Regions from separate parts of the Mus musculus genome. Here all the other regions are linked to region 3. The links are chromatin loops, found by intact Hi-C in ENCODE. Cell type or tissue: heart. All regions are shown on one strand.

The links. Peaks named below come from ENCODE experiments on the same cell type or tissue, not always from the same donor. Only the 100,000 strongest peaks of a DNase experiment are listed, where the experiment ranks them.
Region 1: it touches region 3 in a loop (2.6-fold over the local background); 4 of 42 quality-filtered maps call a loop at or near these places.
Region 2: a loop joins it to region 3, with 3 times the contacts of the local background. A loop is called at or near these places in 3 of 42 quality-filtered maps.
Region 4: it touches region 3 in a loop (4-fold over the local background); 3 of 42 quality-filtered maps call a loop at or near these places.
Region 5: it touches region 3 in a loop (7-fold over the local background); 15 of 42 quality-filtered maps call a loop at or near these places.

What each region holds. Positions count from the first base shown.
Region 1 is chr5:65,489,691-65,494,690 of GRCm38, forward strand. Smim14 (small integral membrane protein 14) reads right to left here and starts at 3,193. Exons shown (of 5, transcript NM_133697.4): 1 at 3,046-3,193. In heart, a CTCF peak has its summit at 2,821; DNase peaks (open chromatin) are centred at 321, 2,431, 2,841 and 3,211; H3K4me3 peaks cover 2,497 bases; H3K27ac peaks cover 2,527 bases.
Region 2 is chr5:65,398,949-65,403,948 of GRCm38, forward strand. Lias (lipoic acid synthetase) reads left to right here. Exons shown (of 11, transcript NM_024471.5): 7 at 899-1,027; 8 at 3,663-3,808. Among named protein-coding and RNA genes, the nearest start is that of Lias, 10 kb to the left of the region's middle. In heart, a CTCF peak has its summit at 2,889 (motif pointing right); a DNase peak (open chromatin) is centred at 2,913.
Region 3 is chr5:65,761,588-65,766,587 of GRCm38, forward strand. It overlaps N4bp2 (NEDD4 binding protein 2), which reads left to right and starts at 1,934. Exons shown (of 20, transcript NM_001024917.1): 1 at 1,934-2,003. In heart, a CTCF peak has its summit at 2,433; DNase peaks (open chromatin) are centred at 2,034, 2,914 and 3,524; H3K4me3 peaks cover 4,086 bases; H3K27ac peaks cover 3,856 bases.
Region 4 is chr5:65,392,390-65,397,389 of GRCm38, forward strand. It overlaps Lias (lipoic acid synthetase), which reads left to right. Exons shown (of 11, transcript NM_024471.5): 3 at 1,552-1,645; 4 at 2,976-3,056. Among named protein-coding and RNA genes, the nearest start is that of Lias, 3.4 kb to the left of the region's middle. In heart, a CTCF peak has its summit at 2,220 (motif pointing left); no DNase peak of the experiment used is centred here; H3K4me3 peaks cover 31 bases.
Region 5 is chr5:65,936,225-65,941,224 of GRCm38, forward strand. It overlaps a transcript of Chrna9 not described here. Among named protein-coding and RNA genes, the nearest start is that of 4930480C01Rik, 13 kb to the right of the region's middle. In heart, a CTCF peak has its summit at 2,005 (motif pointing left); a DNase peak (open chromatin) is centred at 1,987; H3K27ac peaks cover 626 bases.

The sequences.
Region 1 (5,000 bases), 270 kb before region 3:
CCAACTTAACGACACCTGCTTGCCTCTGCCTCACAGGAGTGCTGGGAATTAAAGGTTTCTGTCACCAGGCCAGGCCAGGGTTTTATCCTGAATGGGAGCCTTTCAATCAAGTAAGTGTGTGTGTGTGTGTGTGTGTGTGTGTGTGTGTGTGTGTGTGTGTGAGTGTGTGTGTGTGTGAGAGAGAGAGAGAGAGAGAGAGAGAGAGAGAGAGAGAGCACACCCAAGTGAGTGTGCGAGCACTTAAACTAAAATTTGAGGAAACTCTTAGGCTGTGATATGAGGAATGCACCGTAAGTAAGTAGCCAAAGTTGGAGACAGGCCAGGAAATTACTTCAGTTGACCACATAAGAGACTGTGGTAGTCTAGCAAGGGCGGTAGCACCAGGGATGGAAAAGGAGTGCACACTGAGTGCTGTAATCTCTTTTAATTAAAGGCTGGAGAGATGGCTCAGTCATTAAGAGCACTTGCTTCTTGTTGAGAGGACCCCAGTTTGGTTCCTAGTACCCTTGCCTGGTGGATCATAAACTCGTAACTACTTTAGATCTAGCACTAGGGAATCCAGTACCCTTTTCTGGCATGTGCGCACACACACTCACATACACATTAGATATAGACATACACAAAAAAATAAATTGTAAAGATTTGTAAAAATTAAAGAAAAAAACCATGTGACAGAGAGTACTTGCCATCTGGAATTACTTAGGAGATGATGAACGACAAAAGAGACTTACAGGTCTTAGGGAAGCTTATGAGACATCAGCCCAAAGTGGCATTAGCAGACTTAGGCTACTTCACCATACTTAGCCTTTGAAGTTGGGGTTTAGAGGGCATTTCATTTCTGGATAGGCTCCTTTGGAGTCAGTGGTTAAAAACCAAACAACAAAAAATGTGTAATAGATGGCACATACCTAAACCCCAAAGCTAATACAGTAATTAAGTATGCTATGCAGCAAAATAGATTCCTCCAGACTCTTATGGACTGGGATGGTAACAGGTGCCTGCATGTGGAATACAGTATAACTAAGGGTTAAACCTAAACTTCCCTGTGAAGTCATTAGATACAAAAAACTTCAGTAACATTCCACATTGCACTTGCTGCCTGGATTGTTTAACAAGCCAAGTAAGCCTACACGCCATTCGGTGTCTGTTTTACTAAATCTCACAGTATCACCAAGAGACATAGGGGGAAAACTTTCCACACCATGGCTTTAATAACTACTGCTTTTCCAACATGGTGGAATTTCACCCTAAAAGGTCCATAGGCCATAGCTGCAAATACATACGTACATACATACATACATACATACATAACTCAAAAAAGTACCGGTATGTAAAGCCACAGCGAGGGGTGGCTCTGAGATTACAGCACTAACTACTCTTCCAGAGGACCTGGGTTTGGTTCCCAGCAACACAGCCACTCATAATCCTCTGTAACTTCAATCCCAAGGATCCACCACCTCCTTGAGCACCCAGGAATGCACAAGGTGCACAAACATACATATAGGCAAAATACCCATTAACATTAAATAAAATAAATAAGTAAATAACAAATGTAGTATGATACCATATTTTTGTAAAGCAATTGCAAAAGCATCTTGAAGGATATGAACTAACATTCCGGCAAGAGGAGAGACGCGATTATCATTCTTTCCTCCTCATGTACTTCTATAAACATCTCCTCCAATCACTACAAAAACATCTCACAAAACAAAAAATATTGTTTTAGAATAGTAAAAAGGGTGAGGGTTTTTTAAAAAAATCTGAAAAGGGGGAAGTGCAAAAAGAAAATTCTCCTTTGTCTATATCATCAAGATTCCAAGTATGGGAGAAAAAAAAGAGGGAAAATCCATGATCTACACAGGAGGAAAAGATTTGATACGAGGTCCGTTACTGCCCAAGGGCACACCCTTCAAAGATAGGGGTCTAAATTCCTAAGACTTCTTCCCAGATTTGATGGACAGCAATCAATCTGTTTCCTCGTTCCTTCCTGCTGCTTTCCACAGAAACACTATAAGTATCTTGGAGAGGGGGAAATGTCCCTTTTCGAAAACACGATGGAACATCCAGGCTTGGTTTTCTGGTCTGAGTGCGGAGGGCAAAAGGGTGGGCGGCTACACTGAAGGAATCTGCGCGAGCAGGGAGTCACCTGAAGCAGGAGCACGCAGCTGCTTCCCCTAACCTCCACAGCAGACACAGGGCAGCGAGCGTTTCCAGACTAGAACCCTTGGTAAACTGTAGGTTTTTCCCAATTCTGGTACGGATAGCTGCCAAGTGACACCACAACACAAAATCGGGAGGGTGTCTTCCACACATGCAGGTATAAATGCTTCCTGAAGCTCATCAGGCGCTCCAGCTGTAAACCCAGGGCACTCCATTACTAAGGCCGCATCCTCGGCTTTTCCAACTGGGGCAACTAAAAGCATCCTGCCGCCTCGCTACAGTTAGCAAGTATCATCTTGGCTAAAATCCTAACGTTTAAGCAGCCACTTCGGAAAACTTCGGCTTTAAGCAGCGACACGGATCTCAAACCATTGCCAGGCTGTTGCCCTGCATTCCTTCCGATAACGGTGCTGCTACCTGCTCCATTGTCAGCCCCGGCTCCACGTACTGAACCAACAGAACTGAACCAACAGAAAAGGGGAATCCTTTAAATCCGCAACACAATGGAGGCTAAAGAAGAGCTCTGGCTTTTAGGATGGCAGCTACCAACACACCACAACAAAAGGGCCCCGTCCGGGTGACTTCATCGAACCCACCAGGCAAACGCCACCGCCCGGCCTTCGGGGTGACTGTCCCTAACCCCCTGCACGCCCGCGCCGCCTATGGGGCCCTAAAAGTGAAAGCACCCGGACTGCGGGTGCCTGTGCAGCCCAGCTGCAGGCTGCCGGGCCAGCGGCTGCGGGCTCCCCGGGTGCAGCGCCCAGCCAAAGGCGCCCGCTCCGCCGCAGCGGTCCCCGGGTGCGCGCGGCCACAGAAGTGGCGACGCCAAGAGGGTCGCCGAGGAGGGCGGTGGGCCGGGGAGAGAGGGGGGGACGGGACACTCACCCGCCCAAAACAGCGGCGGGCGGGGAGGGTGGCGGCCGGGAGCGTTCCGGACGCCGCTGTCGCTGCCGATGCTGCTGGCCGCCGGCCTCCTCCCCTCTGTTTGGATTCGATAGACCACGTCACTCTTAGCCACGAGACCCGGATCTGCGGGCTCCCCGAGGGCGGCGCAACAGATTGTAGCACCCGGAGCCGCTCGTGACCCTACCTAGGGAGCATGCGCGTGTCGCGCGGGCCACCTGCGTCGGAGGGGGGCGGCTCCCGCAGCTCCGGCGCTGACGTGCGTGGGCGCGCCCGGCGTGGGGGAGGCAGTTCCGGTGTGGCGGGGTGGGGTTGCTCCACCGAGAAGGAAGGGCAACCCGGCTGTTAAGTTGTCCCACGTCGCCTCCGTGCTGTCTTCCGTGGTCATGATCATCTGACGTGTCTGTCTGTTTGTCGAGGGAATGGCTTCTGTCCACGGCGGTGTTTAGTCATACTTAGGCGGAGGGGCGCGCGCACAAATTGATGACTGCTGAGACCCGGTCTACCTGCAGAGGTGGCGGTGGGAGTTCATCATCAGGCACGCGTGAAAATCGGAACTCGAAGATTACAGAAGCATGTCAGCTGGGAGGTGGGGAGGGATGAGTGATCCTGATGACGTTCGGATTTTGGATTGGAAAACAGACCTAAATTAAGTTCAACCTTAACCTTAAAAGAGAGATGTTAGAAGCCGGATGTGATGGCTCAACAGCAGAAGCAGAGACAGGCTGGTTTGCAGAGCGAGTTGCAGGACAGCCAGGGCTGCATTGAGAAACCCTGGGGGAGTGGGTGGGAGTATGTGAATTTGAGCCCAGCCAGTGCAGCATAGAATATGTCTGGGTTTTTTTGTTTTTTGTTTTTAAAAGTGAGGGGAGCCTAGCCATGGGTTTGCCCTCCTAGTGGAGGAGGGAATGTGGCCAAAGGAGGTAGCAGCACACCATTCTTGGGCTTGGAAGTTAGGAAGCAGTATTTCAACAATCCAAAGACAGCTTAATTCCCATGTAAGAAAGGACGGGAAATACCAGCAAATTGAAGTGTGGAGCCTGATAAGCAAAAAGAGCACCTCTGGAAGCAGCTGTGGCAGCCGTAATTCTACAGATGTATCCAATGACCTCGAGGAACTCTGGACGAAACTAAGCATATTTTTATAAGAAAGTACAAGAAAAAAATTATCCTGAGAATCTAAAGTCTGGACAAAAAATAGTGAACGGCAGAAAACATCCACTTGGAATTTCATTTTCTTCCCTAATAGTTTAACAATCTGACAACAAAAAAAGAAAAACAAAACCCTTTAAAACAGTGCTGCACAGTCTGTCTTTGGCTACATGGTTCACAATCCGTGTTCTACTGAGGTATGGCCTGCTTTCTTTGGTAAGGTTACAAGTTAGAAAAGAAAACAAAACCCGACCAGCGAAAACAAGCAGGGGAGCTCTGTCTTCCCTGGTACACACTGTAACTACAAAATTTCAATGAAGAAACATCCCATATTTAAAACAGAGGAAAGAAACCTTCATGATTCTCAGTGGCTGAGCTGAGAAAAACAAAACTGCTCCGGGAAGTGATGGCACATCCCCTTAATCCCAGCACGAGGAAGGGAAGGTCTGTGGAACTCTTGAGTTTAAGGCTCCCTGGTCCATAGAGTTCCAGGAGAGCCAGGGCTACACAGAGAAGCCCTGTCTTGAAAAAACAAAACAAAACAAAAAGCGGTGGTGGTGCACGCCTTTAATCCCAGCACTTGGGAGGCAGAGACAAGGCAGATTTCTGAGTTGGAGGCCAACCTGGTCTACAAAGTGAGTTCCAGGACAGCCAGGGCTACACAGAGAAACCCTGTCTCGACCACTTGCCAAACAAATACACCACGAACCTGACTTCCCAGCTTGTAATCCACTTGTATGCGTTATTTTTACTTTATTCCTTAAAGTCACCTATTTTCTTTGACG
Region 2 (5,000 bases), 360 kb before region 3:
GGAGCTAAATCGTTTCTGGAACCTGGTGCTAGTGTAGGGTCTAGTGAGATAACACATAGTTTTCCACTTATACCCCAGGGGTTTTGTTTGTTTGTTTGTTTTGTTACGGTTCAAAAATATATTTTGTATTTTTCAGTTCATAAAATTTCTTTCACAAGCCACTAATGCATGTCATGTGGGATTTTGAAAAAGTCAGTTTCAGAGTCACACACTGTGATCTTTGAGCATCTTCCGTTCCCAAGGAGACGTGTAGTCTTTCCTATATTCTCAGGGAGCAGCTGCACGCTGCCTTTGGGTTTGCAAACAGCTCCGTGACCTAGTTCATAGTACAGAGCTTCACTGGATAAACACAGCCACCATGGAAACCAGAAGATTAATGTTTGGTTGGTAATTCATTGAAAAAACAAAAAATAAAACTCATGATTCAGCAAACTCAGAAACAGCTTTTAAAGCTGAGAGCGTGGTGAGGTTTGCCTAGGGGCGGTGAGGGGGACGGTGTCTGATGAATTACTGAGGAGAGCAAAGTTGAAGAAGGTGGCATTGTGACCACAGAAGAGACATCCCAATCTGCTTTCCAAACAGGAAAATAATAAGGATAGTAATTATGTTTTATATTTTGGTTCCTTTAAGTGATTTTGTTTTTTAATCATCTGCTCCAATTGGGATTAAAGGTCAGTTTCTACTGTTGTGTCTGCAGGTAGACATCCTGGTCATGGTGTGCATACACTGCACTCTTCTGAGGGTTTTCATGGAGTGGCTCACCTAGGGCCTTTCTGTGTCCGAGCCTTCCTTACAAGGTCCAAGGGTTGCGGAAGTACTGCAGCCAATGGTGACGGTCTGTGTGGGTGACAGACCTGCCAGCTCTTGTCCTCAGTTTAATGCTTACCTTTCCTCCTAGGAATCCAAAAATCCTCGTGGAATGCCTCACCCCAGACTTCCGAGGTGATCTGAGAGCAGTGGAGAAGGTGGCTCTGTCTGGATTAGATGTGTATGCACACAATGTGGAGACTGTCCCCGAGTTACAGAGGTGACTGCCCGTCAGTGGGTCCCAGTGCTGTGACCTCCCACCTCACAGCTGCTCCTTCCTGTCCCCGCTTCTTCTGCTCCTTTCATTCAGTTCTTGCTTCACAAATTAGTAGAAAATCAGGAATGCTGCCAAGAGTGAGTGGCCAAGGGCTAGAGAGATTGCTCAGGAACTAAGAGCACACGTGCTTGTGCAGAGTTCCGGGCATCTCTGAAGGCAGCATCACTGCACGTGCATTGAATTGTGTTTTTCCCCCACAGAATACTTATGAAATGGAAAATGATATAACAGAAAAATCACTGTGTTAAATCTTCTAAAAAGTAGACAGGGTAGCTGTCGGTGACACTGCCCTATTATCCCAGAGCTTAGAAGACTGAGGCAGGAGATCAAAAGTTTGGGAACCAGCCTGGGCTATATATACCTTTTCTTTAAAAAAAAGCCCAGAGTGATACTGTACGCCTTTAATCCCAGCACACAGGAGGCAGAAGCAGGTGGGTTTCTTGAGTTTAAGGCCAGCCTATCCTACAATTCAAGGCCAGACAGCTACATACATGCCTGTCTCAAAACAAACCCCAAAACAATCACCCCCCCCACATACATGCACACAAAACACTAGTATGCTCTAGTCTTCCTATTAATCTTAGTTGTTAGGAATTATGAAGAACTGTTATTCTACATAAAGAGTATATTCAGATTTCAGAAAAATTAAGAGTATTTTAGCTGCAGACAGATTAATATTTTCCTTTAACTTTATTGTGGATTTGGCTGTGATTTAATTAGCTACTCTTCACTGTTCTGTGTCTCAAATCTACAAGAAGTTACAGTGAATGGTACCAAGCACATTACTCCTGGATTGTAAGCATTCCAGAGCACAGCGTTAATCCAGAGGAGAAATATTTTGTCAGAAATGATTCTGGGCTGACTAAAGGACTCAGTGGGTGAGCTGTGTGTTGGTGAGCCAGATGACATGAGTTCAATCCCTGGAGCCCACGTGGTGGAAGAGAACTAATTTCAGCAAAGCTGTCCTTGGTGTCCACAGGTACCATTGTGAGTGTTTGCACACATGCACGCGCGCATACACACACACACACACACACACACACACACACACACACACACACACACGGTATCTTGCTAAGTGCACCCCGCTGCCATCCTAGCCCAGCACACATGTACACCCATGTACAAGTCATGAGGTTGAGGGGAGAGGGTTGCAAGTTCAAGGCCAACAACATGGATAGCATTACTGTCTCAGAAAGTATCAGTTTTCTATACTGTCAGTTTTATAACATTTTTAAATTGCTGTGTTTTAACTTGCATTTGTATGTGTGAATGTGTGCATGTGTGCAAGGACACAGACATCTATGTACAAGTCAAAGACAGCTTATTGGTTGTTGGCTTTTTCCTTGTATATGGGTGTGTTGCCTGTGTATTGTGCACATGCAGAGCCTCTGGAAGCCAGAGGCCAGAGGATGATGTCAGTCCCCTGGGACTAGTTGTTAGCCCCTTGTGGTACTGGAACTTGAACCTGAATCCTCTGGAATAGCAGCCAGTTTTCTGAACTACTGACCCATCTCTTCAAACCTCTGCCTTTTATTTAAATTAAAACAAACAAACAAAAATCCAGCACACAAGGCTGCATTAGAATTCAGCCAAGTGCTGATCTTACCTGAGTTTCTGCCAGCCCGTTGCCTTTCTTCTCATTTAAGCCATAGTGCTTTGGCCACTGTTGAAGGGTAGCACCCAGCCTGTTCCAACCCTGTGGCCATATCGCCAGCAGTGGGTGCCAGTCTCCCTGGTTTCACTTAGAAACCTTATCCAGCCAGTGAAAATCCCAGAATGCTTTTCCTCTGAGCCTGCAGTGCTATTACTTGCCAGTAGAGGGCAGGCCAACCTGCAGGAAAGACATGCTCATAAAAGTTTCAAAGTGGATGTTCCCTCCTTGGAGGTTTGTCTTGTCTTCTGCCAGGTTTCTTTTCTTGCTAGAGGTCATTATAATTTTGAGTTTCAGAATTCTAATTTCTCAATGTATAAACCAAGTGATTTTTTTTTTTCTTTTCGAGACAGGGTTTCTCTGTATAGCCCTGGCTGTCCTGGAACTCACTTTGTAGACCAGGCTGGCCTGGAACTCAGACATTCTCCTGTCTCTGCCTCCCAAGTGCTGGGATTAAAGGCGTGCGCCACCACGCCCGGCAACCAAGTGATTTCTAGTCTGGTTTTCGCTGTCTCAAGACTTGGGAGGCCTAAAGAGTTGACAGACCCAGGAAGCCCGGGGAAGAGCGGTTTTCTTTTCCATGTTAATAAACTTTGTGCACAGATGTACCACTAACACATATGCTCAGTGAACCGTATACTCTAGAGCAGTGGCTCTCAACCTCCCTAATGCTGAGACCCTTTAATACAGTCCCTCGTGTTGTGGGGACCACTGGCTATACTATAGTCTTTGTGGCTGTCACACAGTGTGGTTTTGCTACTGTTATGAATAGTCATGTAAACACTGGCGTTTCTGATGGTCTGAGGCACCCTGTGAAAGGCTAAGCAGCTTCTTCTAGAATGTGCTTTCTGAGCTTCCAGCTGCTTGCACAACAGTGCAGTTGGTTGAACTTGTTTTGTCACTGAGAGCCACCCTGTTTTCCAGGAAAGTTCGTGATCCCCGGGCCAATTTTGACCAGTCTCTTCGTGTACTGAGACATGCCAAGGAGGTCCAGCCTGATGTTGTTTCCAAAACATCGATAATGCTGGGCCTTGGTGAGACAGACGAGCAAGTCTATGCCACACTGAAAGGTAAAGAAGCTGAAAACAAAACCCTCCCCATTTCCCTGAGTGGTAGCAGGAGCTCCATTCTAAAGAGACTGTTAGCTTATGCCTCCTCCATGGTCATCAGTGCCGATGGCCCTGAGAACAGAGCACCTGCTGCAGGTGCAGGCCAGTAGGAGCACCGCTGCCTGCATGTCCACCTGCTGCAGGTGCAGGCGGTGGGAGCACCCTTGCCTCCATGTTCAGAACCAGAAAGGACATGGGCACAAACGGCAATATGTGCGGGAAGGGAGCCTTCCTAGGTCATGGAATGTGTGCATTTAGCCCTCTTCATCTTCACCTGTTCAGTGAAAACAGGATTTCATCCGCTCTTCTCTTTCTGCCTCCAGATGGTTTGAGAGGCAGTTAGGTACCAGGCATTGGTGGGTAAGGAAGATGCTGAAGCCATGGCTATAGCTTAGAGGTAGGCACTTGCCTACCAAGTACAACCAACAGAGAAGGACTCTGGTATGCCAGAGGCTAAGCCACACTCTGAGAACACATCCTGCTCACCGAGGAAAGTCCTAGTACAGCATGTTTGGCTCAGATAAATGCTTTTGCCCCAGAACCGTAGTTCCTTTGCCTTTTCTTTCCATTCAGGTAGAGTTGGAGTTGTTAAGAAAACACTTTAGGGCTCATGAGATGGCTCAGCTGTTAAGGCTAGGCTCACGCCGGGCGTGGTGGCGCACACCTTTAATCCCAGCACTCGAGAGGCAGAGGCAGGCGGATTTCTGAGTTCGAGGCCAGCCTGGTCTACAAAGTGAGTTCCAGGACAGCCAGGGCTACACAGAGTAACCCTGTCTCGAAAAACCAAAACAAATAAACAAAAAGAATCCCCCACCCCCTGGAAAAAAGGCTAGGCTCACAGCCAAGAAAATAAGAGTTCAGTTCCTAGCAACCATGGCTGTCTCTCCAGCCATCAATAAAAAAGAAAAGAAAAAGAAAAAGAAAAAAATATTTGAATGAAGGCTTAAGTATGGGGATTAAGAGAGACAGTAAAGGATTGTCAGGCTTGGCCGTGGCTTCTCAAGAGTCCTCTCCCTTCGCCTTTTATGCCTAACAGACTTCCTGCTCCAAATCCTCTCCTCCTATTTTAGCTTTTATTTGATACCATTAAATGCACTTATCTGTTTTTTTTTTCCCCCCTCTGAACCTCTTGCGCCACCAGGTCCAGCCTTAT
Region 3 (5,000 bases):
TAAAATCTAGAATTAAGCAGAGGGAAATAAAGGTGCCATACATTACTTTTTGTGGCAATGAAATCATACTTAGGCTCCAAATGCAAATATAAACAAACAGCTTTATAATTTATACAATAAATATGTTCCAAATGTTCTGAAAACATTTACAAATCTCTAGTTCCTTTAAGGGCCAGTTTTTTAACTAAAATTTGAGTAGTCACCTCATTATTAAAAGTATTAGCTGGTAGCATTTTGCCATTCTACATATTCATCTGGTATTTTAAATACTACTTTCACACAATTAATTATAACCAATTATACTCTAGTCAACTGGAAGACTGCAGAGGTGGAGTTGCACCCCTGAGAAGTAGCACCCCTGTCTGGAGACTCAGTAATTCAGACTCTTACATGTCTCCTTTGAAACTACAGGACCTAAGCTGGAGAGAGAATGAATGTGATAAACAATCCATTTATTCCAATGCTGTCTCCTCCTTTGAAAGATGTGTTGTACTTTTCCTATTGGCTTAGAATGTGAGCCAATAAGGAAAGAGGAGTCCTTGGAAGTATTCATAAAGCAAGCCTGGCATTGTGCACACTGGTAAAGATGGCTTTGTTCTTTACATCTGTGAGAATTTTATGGGTTTGATACTTTTCTTTTGACATAGTAAGCAAAAGTAATTCAGATTGGGTGGTGCTGTCCCTTGAAATATATTTTCTAATGTTTAAGAATTCCCCCCTTTTATTATTTGGACTTAAGATGTGATAAATCCTTAACAGATGTTCAAAAGAAATTCAAGAACTTAAATACAAGTTTTTATTATCACGTTGAACATATTTCAGATGAACAAAATTAATATAAATTTGCTAGGTTTGTTTGAAGTCTATAATTACTAAGTTTCTTTCATTTCAAAAGTGGCATATATTACAGTTATTAGGCTCCTAATAGCTGCTTAGAAACAGATTAATGTTAGGTTCTCAGCAGTAGCTACTTACGCTCGGGATTGTAGACTATTAAATTTCTTTTGTTTACCATATTTAGAATAAGCCTTAATAAAGATGTTTGTATAGTATATATTTTTAAACACTGAAACTCAAGAGATCTCTAAAAAGACAAAGAAAATAAAAAACACATCCATTCATATTCTTTTCTGTGTGGGAGATTTCATTAGAACATTTATTTGCTTAAGTACACTAGTTTCTTTGCTTAAATACACCAGTTTCTAGAAAAAACCCCACTAGACCATTTGCTCATTGAGTGTGAGAATGTTCAAGCCAGATCTAAAGGGATTTTTTTCACTTGTATTCTTTCCAAATCTACATTCAGTTTAAATAATTGCCATAACAATTGACAGATAATCTGTCTCTCTGATGTGGATGAATATCAAGAGGTTATTTTACTACGGGGGGGGGGGGCAGTGAAAAATACAAAGTAATTGCAAAGAGAGAGGAAAGTCCAGGAGAAAACAGACACAAAAACAAAAAGAACAAAACTAAAAACTCCGAAACGACCAGTAGCATCATTAATCAGAAGGCTAGAGAGAGACACACACTTTTGTACTCTGATCGTTTCATGTCAGGACAGAACAAATTAAGCAAGGAAGTCAGAGTCCAACAAGGAAAAACATGGAGCGGGCTTAGGGGACGGGCTAATCATCCAGGATCGTTAACAGGGAAAGGGAACACTGTTGCTTTTTCTTGGCACCTGAAAACTCCAGCTCCACACTGGCAAAGGCCGCAGCTCTTTTGGGCTCAGGCCAGCGGGTTCCGACCGCACGTTGGCGGCGCGGGCTGGATCCCGGCAGCCTCCGTCCCGGTTGCTGGGGCCGCGGGGCCCTTTGTTCCCGCGGGGCGCCGCCGCCCGTCCGCCCCGAGTGAGCGGGCCCCCGTGGGGGACAGCGCGGGGCCCATCGCCTCGCCCCGCCGACCTCGCAGCTGCAGTCCCGCCCGCCCCAGCTCCTAGTTCCTCCCTCGCTGCCCAGGGCCAGAACGACCTTGTTTTGCTTTTCGGGCTCGGGAGAGAGGTGAGGGTTAGACCCGGCCGCGGCTCACCGGGGCGCTTACACGGGCAGCAGTAGGGGGGGTCCCAGCGCCTGCCTTTCCCCGGAGCCCTCGGGGGACAGCGGCGGGCCGCAAGCTTCCGGGAGAGCCTCGGGGGGCCCCGCGGGTCCCGGGCTGCGCCTCCCGCCAGGCCCGGGACTCACTTCTCGTAACGGAGCCAGCGAGGCGCCAGCACCGGTGGGCTCGGGTCTCCGGGCCGGCGCCGTGGCGGGCGCGGGCCGACGCATCCTGGAGAGCCCGGGGTGGGTGGGTGGGGGGTGTGCGGAGCAGCAGAGGTCGCGGCCCCGGGGCGGGGGCGGAGATCCACCTGGCTACGTGGCAGCCATTGCGGCGGCCGCGAGACCCCTCCCCACGCGGCCGCCCACCCGCCCTCTCGCGGCGGGCTCCTGCGCGGCTGCTCTTCCCCGGTCGGACGGAGAGCGGCAGTGTGTCCTCGCTCCGCACGCTCGCTGCGTCTCCCCCACCCCCGCCCCGCGGACACAGCTGCTCGCCAGCCCCGCGCCGCGCCGCGCCGCGCCGGAGAGCGTAGTGGCTGGCGGCGGCGGGAAAGGGTTGCGGACCCGCGGCGCTTACTCGACGACACGGCCCGGGGGCTTCGACGCCCCGCTCCCGCAGCAGGTAAAGGCGGAGGTTGGCGAGGCGGGCGGCGGGACTCGGGGAGGAAAAGAGCGGGAGGGGATCCCGGGAGCGCGGAGTCCCAGAGGAGGAGGGCCCGAGGCGGGCGGCGAGCGAGAGACGCGGCAACCCCGGGCAGGCACGGGCCGGGCGGGCGGGCGGGCGGAAGGGGAGTGAGGCGTCGCGGGAGGCGGGCCCTGGCGCGGGGCCCGAGGCCGAGCGAAGGCGGGCGCCGCGGCAGCTTCCCCGGCAGCTCCTCCAGCGCCTGGCGGGCCTCCAGGCCCCGACACACCCCTCCCGCCCCCGGATTCTCCGGGTGCCTTCCCGCCCCGACTTGACCTCGCGCCCCTGCGAGCGCCCCGCCGTTTTCCCAGGCCGAGCCTTGTGGGAACTTGGGCCGCCTGCCCGGGCTGGTAGTGCCCGTAGAGCTGTTTATTTACTCACTTCCAAACCACACGCACGCACGCTCGCTCGCAAGCTCACTCCACACCGGCAGGCTGGCCTCCCTCCGGGCGGGTGCGCCCGCGACCCTCACCCCTTCCCATCCGTAACTTTCCCTCTCGCTCTCCGAAAACCGGGCTTCGAGAGACGGAGTCAGACCGCGGGGCAGTTTATCCCGCTCGCGCTTTTGGTTACAACACTTTCTTTATTCCTGCCCCAAAAAGAGAGCGGGAAGAATTTTTTTTTTAACTCGATGCCAGCCAGATCGGAGGCAGGGCCCGCTGGCTTTAGGGAATCCTTCCGCACATGTCTTTAGGAGTGGGAGGTGGCCTTGCTGTACCGACAGGTTTGTACACACTCTTGCCATGCAGTGGTTGTAACGTCTCCATAGCACAGGTCTGGCTTGCGAAGGATTGGCTGCTTTTTCTACTCGGTGTCTCCGAGCCAATCAAGAAGCGCGGCTTGCCTGGAGACTGGTTAACTCAGAAAAGGTGGGGATTGGTTGAGCCTCCGAGGGGGGGAAAAAAAATCCCGGAGATAACCTGGCCTTTCAGAAAACAATGACTGATTTGCAGCTGCCTCTCCGCCCCCAGTTAATTTATTTCTTTTTAATACAGTACCCTTCGATAGCACCATTCGCCTTTTCTTTCCTTAAAAAAAAAAATCACTTCTACGGTTGGCCTTCAAATTAGCTCTCAGATGCAACTCGTTCGAACTCCAGTGGTTCAGTTTTCACAAAAATAATTTTTACGAAACATAACAATGCGTTTTTGTGTGTTGATAAGTGTGGTTCAGTTTTCTTTCAGCCGATTTTTGTTTTGTTTTGTTTTGGTTAAAGGTCAGTCAATTTTCAGTTACTATGCCAACGTATTATTTAAATGTTCTGCGGAGATGGGGGTGTGTGTGTGCTACATGGTGGAGGTATTGGGAAGAATTAGAAAGAAATGGCTGCTGCTCTTCTGCAGAGAGACAGCGATTTAGTTAATGAGGAAAACAAACCAAAACAGCAGCAGCAGCAGCAACAACAAACTCAACCTGGAAAGCAGTAACAGACCCCTGTTTCCTGCAGATCAGTGTACTGTACTCTCAGAGCTTTCTGTTCACCTGTTGGCTTTAGTCGCTGTCAAGTGGCAGTACTGAACGTAATAGGAAAACCGGCTTAAGTCATGGTAAAGGCATTTATCTTATACACAATTAGAGGCTAACTCCTATCAACGTAGGTGTGTTTTAAAAAAGAAATTTTTCTTTTAAAATGCCATGATTTAATCCTGTTTCTCTGAGTCTTTTGATATGCAGAGGAAACTTTTTTATTTTTATTTTTTATTTTTTTGAGGTATGTTCTCCATATATATTCCTGGTTGGCCTCAACTCAAATATCCACCTGCTCCTGCTTCTCAAGTGTTTTAAAGGTATGATTAACTATACCCAGCAGAACCGTTTACTTTTTATTTATTTATTTATTTTTGGTTTTTCGAGACAGGGTTTCTCTATGTAGCCCTGCTCTCCTAGAACTCACTCTGTAGACCAGGCTGGCCTCGAACTCAGAAATCCCCCAGCCTCTGCCTCCCGAGTGCTGGGATTAAAGGCGTGCGCCATCATGCCCGGCAGAACTGTTTATTAATCAGCTAGAATTTTAGAAAGTAAGTGCCTGCCTATCTTCTCGGCCTTCCCTTTAGCTTTTCCTATGTAGAATCATGTAAGTTTGAGGCAGAGCCAACTGTCAGGCTGAGCAGTGAGTCTCAACATATATCTCTTAAGTTCCCTTTAGAGTAGTTTATGTAGGAGTTGAGATTGAAGTTTTCTTATACTCCCCCTTGCAGATTAATACATTATTTTTATTCATCTTTATGGTAATCAAATCACACACTTACTGATGCCCAGCCTGTCTTAAGGACTTAGCATTC
Region 4 (5,000 bases), 370 kb before region 3:
GTAATTGAACATTAGATTCCACTTTGACTTTGTGCATTGTTTGGTTTTGTTTGTTTGTTTGTTTGTTTTGGTTTTGATTTTTTGAGACAGGGTTTCTCTGTGTAGCCCTGGCTGTCCTGGAACTCACTCTGTAGACCAGGCTGGCCTCGAACTCAGAAATCCACCTGCCTCTGCCTCCCAAGTGCTGGGATTAAAGATGCACTGCCTGGCATTGTGCTTTTTTTTTTTTTTTTTTTTTTTTTTTTTTCTTTTTTAATCAAGCCTTGTAGGTTTTTCTGTACCCTTTGGCCATTTCTTCATCCTTTCCAAAATGACCATTTTATGCTGCCATATCCCATTTTATATCTAGCATCTAATTGAGAAAGTATAGGTTTTTCTCTTGATAGTTATTTTATTTATTTGGGTTTTTGGAGATGGTTTCCCTATGTAGCCCTAACTGCCCTAGACTTCTCTCTGTAGACCAAGCTGGCCTCAAACTCAGAGATCCATTTTCCTCTTCCTCCTGAGTGCTGCAATTAAAAGTGTGCACAACCACCACCTGGCTTACTTTATTGATTTATGCCTTCATATAGTTTTAATTGTTAATGGGTATTGATCATCTAACTTACTCTTTTGTTTGTTTGTTTGAGATGGGGACTCACTATTTGTTCTTGGCTAACCTGGAACTCTCTATGTAGGCCAGACTGGCCTCAAACTCAGAACTGAGATCCGCCTGCCTCTGCCTCCCAGGTGCTGGGATTAAAGGTGTGCACCTCCACATCCGGCTCAAACTTGTTTGCATGTAGCCTATGATTCCTTTATCTTAATTGTTTTTTAATGACGTAAGGTTGCCTGGCAGGCAGAAGGCTCTGGATGCCAGATTCCTAGCAACACAGTAAACAAATAATAACAGAAGACTGGTGTACAGCGTAGTCTTCAAAAATGCTTATCAAACAGCTTCTAGATCAGAAGTGGATAGTCAAGGAAAATCAAAGATATAGCTTGCTTTCCAAAGGGTAGGCCTGTCTTTTTTGTTGTTGTTGTTGTTGTTGTTTTCATTTCTTGGTTTCTTTTAAATCAGGGTTTCATCTATATAGTCTGGGCTAGCCTTGAAATCACTGTGTAGTTAGATTTGACCTTGAACTCCTGTTCCTCCTACAGCATCACAGATGTGAACCACTGAAACCAGCAAACGGTCTGCCTTTATTAATGACTAGAATTTAGAATGCAGGATAAATGGTGTGCAGTTGGGTTCCTTGCTTGCCCTGAGTTTACTATAGTAATTTGTAGCATTCATAGGGAAGAGTATGCTCAAACCCGAATCCGTCCTTTAGTTAGAACAGGATAGCAATGTACGTTTGAGGGTCGGTATAAGCATCACACCCCTTAGACTCCGGTATCAGGGTTTCCTAAAGCATCTTAAGCAGACCTGAATTTGCGTCTTTGTTCTAATCACTATGATGGAGTTGAGTTAGTTCAGAAACACAGAAAAGGCTATGCTGGGAAACTGCTAGAGCAAGGTGCGTGCTTTCCACTGGTTGGTAATGGACCGCTCTCTCTGGCTTTCCCTAGGCTAAGACTACCTCCATGGCTAAAGACAAAGATACCCATGGGTAAAAACTACAATAAACTGAAAAATACATTGCGGAATTTAAGTCTCCACACAGTAAGTGGCCAGTGTATTTCCTCTTCGTTTTACCCAATGCCTATACTGTTTCTCTATATTTGTAAAGGATTTTTTTTTTTTAAATATAGTCTCATGAGGTAGCATAGGCTGGTCTGGGACAAACTGTATAGGTCTGTTTGTCCTCAATCTTGTGATTCTCCTGCCCTAACTTCCTGGGTGCTTGGATTTTAAAATGGGTGGTGCCAGATGAGACCAAAAAGAAATGATTGATGAGAATATAAAGTTTAGCAAGGAAAGCAGATGAGGATGAAAAGTGAAGTGTTATCAACAGTAATAAAAGCGTACATAGACGTGTAGGGGCCGGGAGTGTATCCCAGTGGTGTCCTAGTGTGTGTAAAACCAAGTCGAATTTTCCTACAAGAAAAACAGTGGTTACATTTCTTTTGCACTCTTTGGAGACATAGGCAGTGGATAATGGCAGTGGTTAAGAGCACATGGCTGGGGCTGGAGAGATGGCTCAGTGGTTAAGAGCACTGACAAGTCCTGAGTTCAAATCCCAGCAACCACATGGTGCCTCATAACCATCCGTAATGAGATATGACGCCCTCTTCTGGTGCATCGGGAGACAGCTACAGTGTACTTAAATATAATAATAAACAAATCTTTAAAAAAAAAAAAAAAAGCACAGGGCTGCTCTTCCAGAGACGCTAGGTTTGATTCCCAGCGCGCATGCGGTAGCTCATAGCCATCTCTAGTTATAGAGTGAAACCAACTCTAGTTTCAGGGGATCTAGCATTCTCTCCTGTTTTGACACAAGGCATGCATGTGGTTCATAGATATACACACAGTCAAGAAACCTATACACAGAAAATTAGAATAAAAATAATCTTTTTCTTTCTCTCTCTGTCTTTTTTTGTTTTTTTGTTTTTGTTTTTGTTTTTCAAGGCAGAGTTTCTTTGCATAGCCCTGGTTGTCCTGGAACTCACTATGTAGATCAGGTTGGCCTCCTACATATCTGCCTGCTTCTGCCTCCCAAGTGTTGGCACTAAAATCATGCACCACCACCACCCAGCTAATAAAAGTAATCTTTTTTTTAAGGATTTATTTATTTATTATATGTGAGTACACTGTAGCTGTCTTCAGACACTCCAGAAGAGGGTATTAGACCTCATTGAGCCACCATGTGGTTGCTGGGATTTGAACTCAGGACCTTCAGAAGAGCAGTCGGTGCTCTTAACCACTGAGCCATCTATCCAGCCCTAATAAAAGTAATCTTAAGAAGAAAAAACAAGAACATTTAAAATACCTAGTACTTCATTATTGGTAGATGGGTCCTTTCAACCTGATGTATCGTTTCCCCCTTTCACAGGTGTGTGAGGAAGCCCGGTGCCCCAACATTGGAGAGTGTTGGGGAGGTGGGGAATATGCCACAGCCACAGCCACGATCATGGTAAGGCAACCTGGTCTCTACCGCTTAGTTCAGGCATGGTACAGAGATGTCGATGCCCTCCTCCTACGAACGTGTACTGTGAACATCCAGTGAGACTCTTACCACATTTATGAAATGTTTATAAATTCACAAAGAGAGAACCTGGCCGTCTTGACACTCGTTGTGACTTCACTCTCTCTGAATTAATCTGTTATTGGTTCTTCCACATATTAGTATCTGATGTCGAACTCTTTGGCGCCTTAGGGTATATGTTTGCATTAACGTTTGGAAATATTTTTCGTACTTATTTGCTTTGTGTATTTTTTTTTCTGTCTCATCTGTTTAACAAGTGGTACTTCCCTCGTAACTCCATGCAGATCTGCATGTTCATCTTTCAGTTGAATATATTTTCAGGCTCGGCCAGATGGCTCGATGGGTAAAGTCACGTGCCATCAAGCCCGGTCACCCGAGTCACCCACAGGACCCACCGGTGAAGGAGAAAACTGTCTCCCATATGCCATTCTCTGATGTCCTGGCGTGCTCACACACATACATACCCGTACCCATAAAATAAATAAAAATGTCATTTAAAAACAAGTATATTCTCAGCTGGGTAGTGGTGGCACACACCCTTAATCCCAGTACTCGGGAGGCAGAGGCAGGCGGATTTCTTGAGCTTGAGGCTAGCTTGGTCTACAGAGTGAGTTTCAGGATAGTCAGGGCTACACGGAGGAACCCTGTCTCAAAAAAACAAAAAACAAAACAAAAAAAAAAAAACACCAAAAAAACCAAAACAAAACTTTTAAAAATCATTTCTTGTTGATTAGAGTTGTGAGGAATCTTTACAAACTATGAGTAACTTGTAAAGAAACAATAACAGCAGACGACTGATACCTCTGGTTAGAGGCTAGAACTTTGGCCTCTCCACAAACTCTACCTTGCGATCCCATTATTTCATTTTATTTCTACTTTGTTTGAAACAGGATTTCTTTACTAGCCCTGGGTGGCCTGGAACTCACTCTGTAGACCAGGCTAGCCTTATATTCAGAGATCTGCCTGCTTCTGCCTACCAAGTGCTAGGATTAAAGGTGTGCGCCACCACCACCCAGCTGAATTATTCTTAATTTTGTGTAAGTGCAGGTGCATGTATAGGCTTACCTGGCGTGGGTGCTGGGAGCTGAACGTGGGTCTTCTGAAAGAACTCTTAAACACTAAGCTATCTCCCATTTAAATTCTGAGACTGAGTCGCACTGTGGTACCCAGGCTGACCTTGAACTCACGATCTTCTTGCCTCAACTTCTCAGGTGCTAGGATTACAGGCATGCATCAACACACTTGACTTTAAGTTGAAATTCTGTTGTTGTTGATGATGATGATGGCGATGATGATGCTTGTGTACATGTGGAGATGTGTGGAGGTCAGAGAACAGCTTGGTGGAGTCTGTTCTTCCTGCCTTTACATGGGGTCTGGGAATCAAACTCAGGTCATTTGCTTGGCAAGTGCTTTTCCCCACTAGCCATCTTGCTGACCCCTTAAATTATAAAATTATCTGTTCCCTCTTGGTCCCACCCCCTCCAGTCCTCTTAACACTTACTTGAGTGTATCCTTTCTTTTTCCACATCTGTATTTCTTTTTGTTTGTTTGTTTATTGTTTGGGTTTTGGTTTTTCGAGGCAGGGTTTCTCTGTGTAGCCCTGGCTGTCCTGGAACTCACTCTGTAGACCAGGCTGGCCTCGAACTCAGAGATCCACCTGCCTCTGCCTCCCAAGTGTTGGGATTAAAGGCATGCGCCACCAAGCCCGGCCACATCTGTATTTCTTAACCAGATATCATTTAATATCATTTAATCATGAATGTTTTGGATTTCCTTTTTTTAAAAAGATTTATTTATTTATTTATTTTTATGTATATGAGTACACTATCTCTGTCTTCAGACAAACCAGAAGAGGGCATTGGATCTCATTAT
Region 5 (5,000 bases), 170 kb after region 3:
GACCTGTGGCTCAAGATGTTTTGTTTCCCTGATCACGTCCCATTTCTTACTCCAAATTGTGGCGTCCAATGTAGGTAGTAGAGTGGTAGCCACGTTGCTCATGATAACATGGCTGTATGGTAGATGGGGGCTTAGAAAAATGATGGGGTACTATCACATGGAGGCCAGAAAGTGAATGACAAGATGCAAGTCTCCCTGAGTGCCCGAATGGAGTGGATGAAAGCGGGAGTGTAGCCCCTCAATGTTGTGGCTGATGCCTCTCCTCTCTAGTGCTGGGACCCAGCAATGCTTGGGAGGAAGGGGAATATATGTGAACCAAGCGTATCCATCCCTCTGGCTTCTTCTTCCTGTAGTCCCCCAACTCTTACGCATGTTAGCGAATGGGGAATCGGGGTCTGAAATAGGAGTTTGGGTCAGGGATACTGCAGTTCAGCATTTCTTCTTGTCTTTGGAATGAGTCTTTCACCTTATCAACAAAACCAAACAAAACAAACAAAAACAAAAGCAAAAAGAAAACAACCTTCAGGTGAAATCTGCAAGTAGAAAAGGCACTATTTACCAGCTATTGTGATTTACCCGAAGTTGACTGGATTCTTAAAATGAATGTTCCTTTTGCTTTCACAGTAGTTTAGAAAACACTGGGGGGCTGGCTATGAAGGCTGACACAGACTGCTCTTGCATGGGGCATGAGTTCTGTTTCTAGTGCCTACACCAGGTGACTCAGAACCACCTGTAATGTGACTCAAGTTCCAGGTGATCCGATGGCCCTGCCTCTGTGACATGTGCACATGCCTCCATTCCACCCCATATAATTTTTAAAGGACATTTTACACTAGCTTATAGATCCTGTATTAATTGTTATGATACATGGGTTGCTGCGACAAGACGGCTGTTCTCCCACAGATGGGGAAGTTAAGAGTGGAGACAGCTCACCCAAGGTCACACAGCCAGCAAGTGGCAGAGTTTAGGGTTTCTCTTACCCCGGCACCTGTCACCATTATTCTTAGAGATGAGAAGTCACTTGGACACATAGCACGCACTCCAGTTCAGATTGCCAGCTTCCCTCTGGGTTGTTTCCGACAGGTGCATTGTGACCCTCTGGGCATTTCAATGATGGTCCCCCCCGCCCCCGGCTTTTATTTCTGTCCTGGAATTTGCAGCCTTGACTCATGAGGAATGCATTCGGGAGCATTCAGGTTTAGGGAGACAGACATTCTTCTTCAGCGACAGAAGAGGAAGAAAAGGAAGAAGCAGAGAGAGCTCAGCTGAAGGGGAGGAATTGTTCTAGCAGGGGTGGGAGTCAGAGCCACTTCCCTCTGACCTGAAAGGCTGGGGGCTCCCCTCTGCCTCCTGTCTTGGGTCGAAGTAATTCTGCAGGTCAACCAGTTGCAATGCCAGCTTTTGTGAAAAGTCTCCTGAAATCTATCTAACTTGTTTGAATGTCATTTTCCTGTCTAGAAAACGGAGATGGTGATGTTGTCTTCTGCACTGGGCCAAAGAGGATTTAAGAGAGTAATTCACTAGCTGAAGCAATTTGATTTTCTACTGAGAGGTTCTATGCATGTATAAATGGTCACATATCAGTGATATTTACATATCAGTGACATGTAAATGACACATACAAATCATTATCAATTTTAAATTATCGATAACATTATCAATTATCAGTACATATCCGCTATATATATATATATATATAAATGATAATAAAATATCAGTCAAAATTTCAAAGATCTTAGTGATTAGCACAAGAGAACTTTAAGAAAACATTGGACATGTTGTAGCTATGACAAAAAGTAGATTCGAGAGAAGGAATGTCTAAGACCAGCACGTAAAAACAGTAGAACCAGCCTCCTTTTTTCAGGAAGTGACTCCATTTTGACAAAGTCTTGGGCAATATGACGTTGGACACAGAAACCCAGGAGACCTGAGTCTATACTGAGACCTGAAGTCATGTGCCTATGAGGAACCCTGGACGGTCATCTCCTGCTGCCCTCTGCTGGTCATGGGTGATTCCTGCATCTTGAGAGGAGGTTAGAGAGAACCTGTGTGCCACCACCCTTCCTGGCCCTCTCTTGCCTCTTCTTTTCCCATCCACAGTGGTCCCACTGAGGCTTGGCCTACAGCCTTCAAAGTGTCACTTTCTCTGCAGCATACCTAAAGGTCCCCCAGTTCTCCCTAAGTTCTTATAAACTGGCAGAGAATGCTGAGATGCTCAGGAGTAAAGAACCAGCGAGAGAGCTTTCCTGGAGAGCGTTTGTTCTAAAGAGTAAACATTTGTTTTAATGATTTAACAAAGCAAGTAAAGTCTGGCTTAGCAGTGCATGCCTATAACCCCAGCATTTCGGAGACTGAGGCAGAGGGATTGCGCTAAACTCAAGGCTACTTGGCTACATAATGCGTTCTAGGCCAAGCTTTGTCTAAAGTGAGACCATGAGACCATGTCAATAAACAAAAGTCAGAGGAAGTGAAATGCAGGCTAGCCTCAAACTCACAGAGATCCACCCGCCTTTGCCTCCTGAGTGCTGGGATTAAAGGCGTGCGCCACTGTGCCCAATGGCCCTCCTCTTTAAGAAGGAATCAAGCTTTTAGGGATGAAATCTTTTTATTTCTTTCGTGGTAATTCTGGAAGAAAATTTCAAAAAAAGTTTTACTTTTTTTTTGGTATGAGATTGATTTTATTTTACTTGAAAATGAAAAGCTGAAATTACTGGTTTTATAAAAAGTTTAAAAAATGTAGTTTTTGCTCATACAAATATAGGCAGCCAAAGGTAGGGGTGGTAACTCCAGGTACATCACTGGGGTCGTTCTACCTTTCTATGTGGGGGTAGATATGGGCAATATCCGTTGTATATGTAAGTAAATTTTTCAATAATGAATAAAAGATGAAAAACATATTGAATGAAAAAATTAGAGATAAACAATTCACAAATTTCAAATTGACACTGTTCTTAGTAGCATAATAAAATCTCCTGCTGGCCTGCCACCCAGGAGGGGAATTGCTCCTTTGTCCAGTGTATCAATTCTGTATGGTCCCTGCCCACTGGATACATAGTAGCCATCTCTTTGTCAGATCAACCGCCCACATCCCGTGGTACATGCATTTAAGTATCTCTCCCACACTAGCCTAAAGCTATGCTAATTTCATCTTTAGGCTCTGTATCCTCTCACATTGCTGGAAGAAGAGTGAATACAAACTGCAATTCAGTAATCAGGGCTTGGTGGCTCACTCCTCTAATCTCAGTACTTAGGTGGCTGAGGTAGGGGGGCTGTAAAGTGAAACCTTGTCACAGAATGACAAGAACTGTTTGTTCCTAGAAAGAAACTGTATTTTATAACTTTAATTGCAGTGGATTGTCACAACTGTTCTATTTTACTACCATTATTATTGTTAATTTCTTTTTTCTTTCCTTTTTTTTTTTTGTTTGTTTGTTTTTTGTTTTTTGAGACAAGGTTTCTCTGTGTAGCCCTGGCTGTTCTGGAACTCACTTTGTAGACCAGGCTGGCCTCGAACTCAGAAATTCACCTGCCTCTGCCTCCCAAGTGTTGGGATTAAAGGCATGCGCCACCACTGCCCAGCCTGTTACTTTCTTTTGTACTTGATTATAAATTACTCATTATATATATATATATATATATATATATATATATATATATATATATATATATATACATGTGTGTGTGTGTGTGTGTGTGTGTGTGTGTGTGTGTATGCATGGGTATTGTGCATGTGAATGTGTGGACTGCAGACTTCAGAAGAGGGTATCATGTTTCCTGGTGCTGGGGTTACAGGCAGTAGTGAACCACCCAATGTGGGGACTGGGAACCAGGTTCTCTGGAAGAACTCTCTGTGTTTCAGCGTTCCACTGGGGGGGAGGGGGGAGTGTCACCTACAGGTAGGAGGGACTGCTCTGTCTGCTTTCCTTCTCTTGTGAATGTTAAGGCTATGGATGCTTAAGACCAGATGAGGGATTTATGTTCTTGGTTATCCTTTTACTTGATGTCTCCGGAGGCTCTCCTTGCCTTCCTGCAGGAGCTGGTTAGACATGGGGTCCTTGACCAGGGCATCCTCTTTATTTTATCATAGACCTTTTGAAACAGACAGTGTGCAACTGATAAAACCCTCGTGATTGCAAAAATCTCTGTTTATGTCCCTTGGTCGTGGCTGTGATCTTTGATCTCCGACCACGGAGCCAGCAAGCATCTGCAACCAGATGATGAAGAGGGTACCCGCCATGTGCTCCTCAACCTTGAGGAAGTGGGGAATCTCAAGGATCCTGGATTAACCACATGGGGAGGGAGCCTTTTAGAACTCCTTTCAGCCACTCCGTTCCTCAGAGTAGCCAAAACAGCTATCTCACCAAGGCGAGAAAAGCTTTACCTGCCAAAGTTGCCCAACTTCCTTGAACACAACCCTGCCAGCCACTGGACTTCTAAGAAATGGCTAGGCTGCAAATAATAGCCATTGTGCGTGCTTCCTAAAGTTGGTGCATGGACCTATTGGTGGATGGTCGCTATGGCTATGAGATGCTGCCTTTTTTCCTCTCTGTGACACAGAGGATAGCTGAGTGACAAGGATGGCAGTCATTCGATGCAGACAGACACAGCTGGATGACACCTCTCTTCCAGTGGGATATACCTCAGGGTCAAGAAGACTAGGCCTGATTAAAGGGGAAAGGAACCTAGAATGTTCTGGAACAAGGCAAAATTTATCAGGAAGGCTGATAAAATCCTATCTGACTTCAAGCAAGTGACAGCAGTTTCCTTCCTGGGGGCTGCCCAGTGTTTGACCTCCTCCTGCTTGATAAGTAATTTGGATTCTCTATGTCAGCCTGCTTTGACCAGGGCCCAGCCCTCTGACACACCACTACATTCAATTCTAGATGGTCACTTTGTTGCATTTACTGGGGGTTCACTAGGTGCCAGGCACTTTTCAGATATGCTTTTTCTTCTTTCTTATCATTTTATGCAATTATGTCTCAGTTTGGGTTACTATTGCT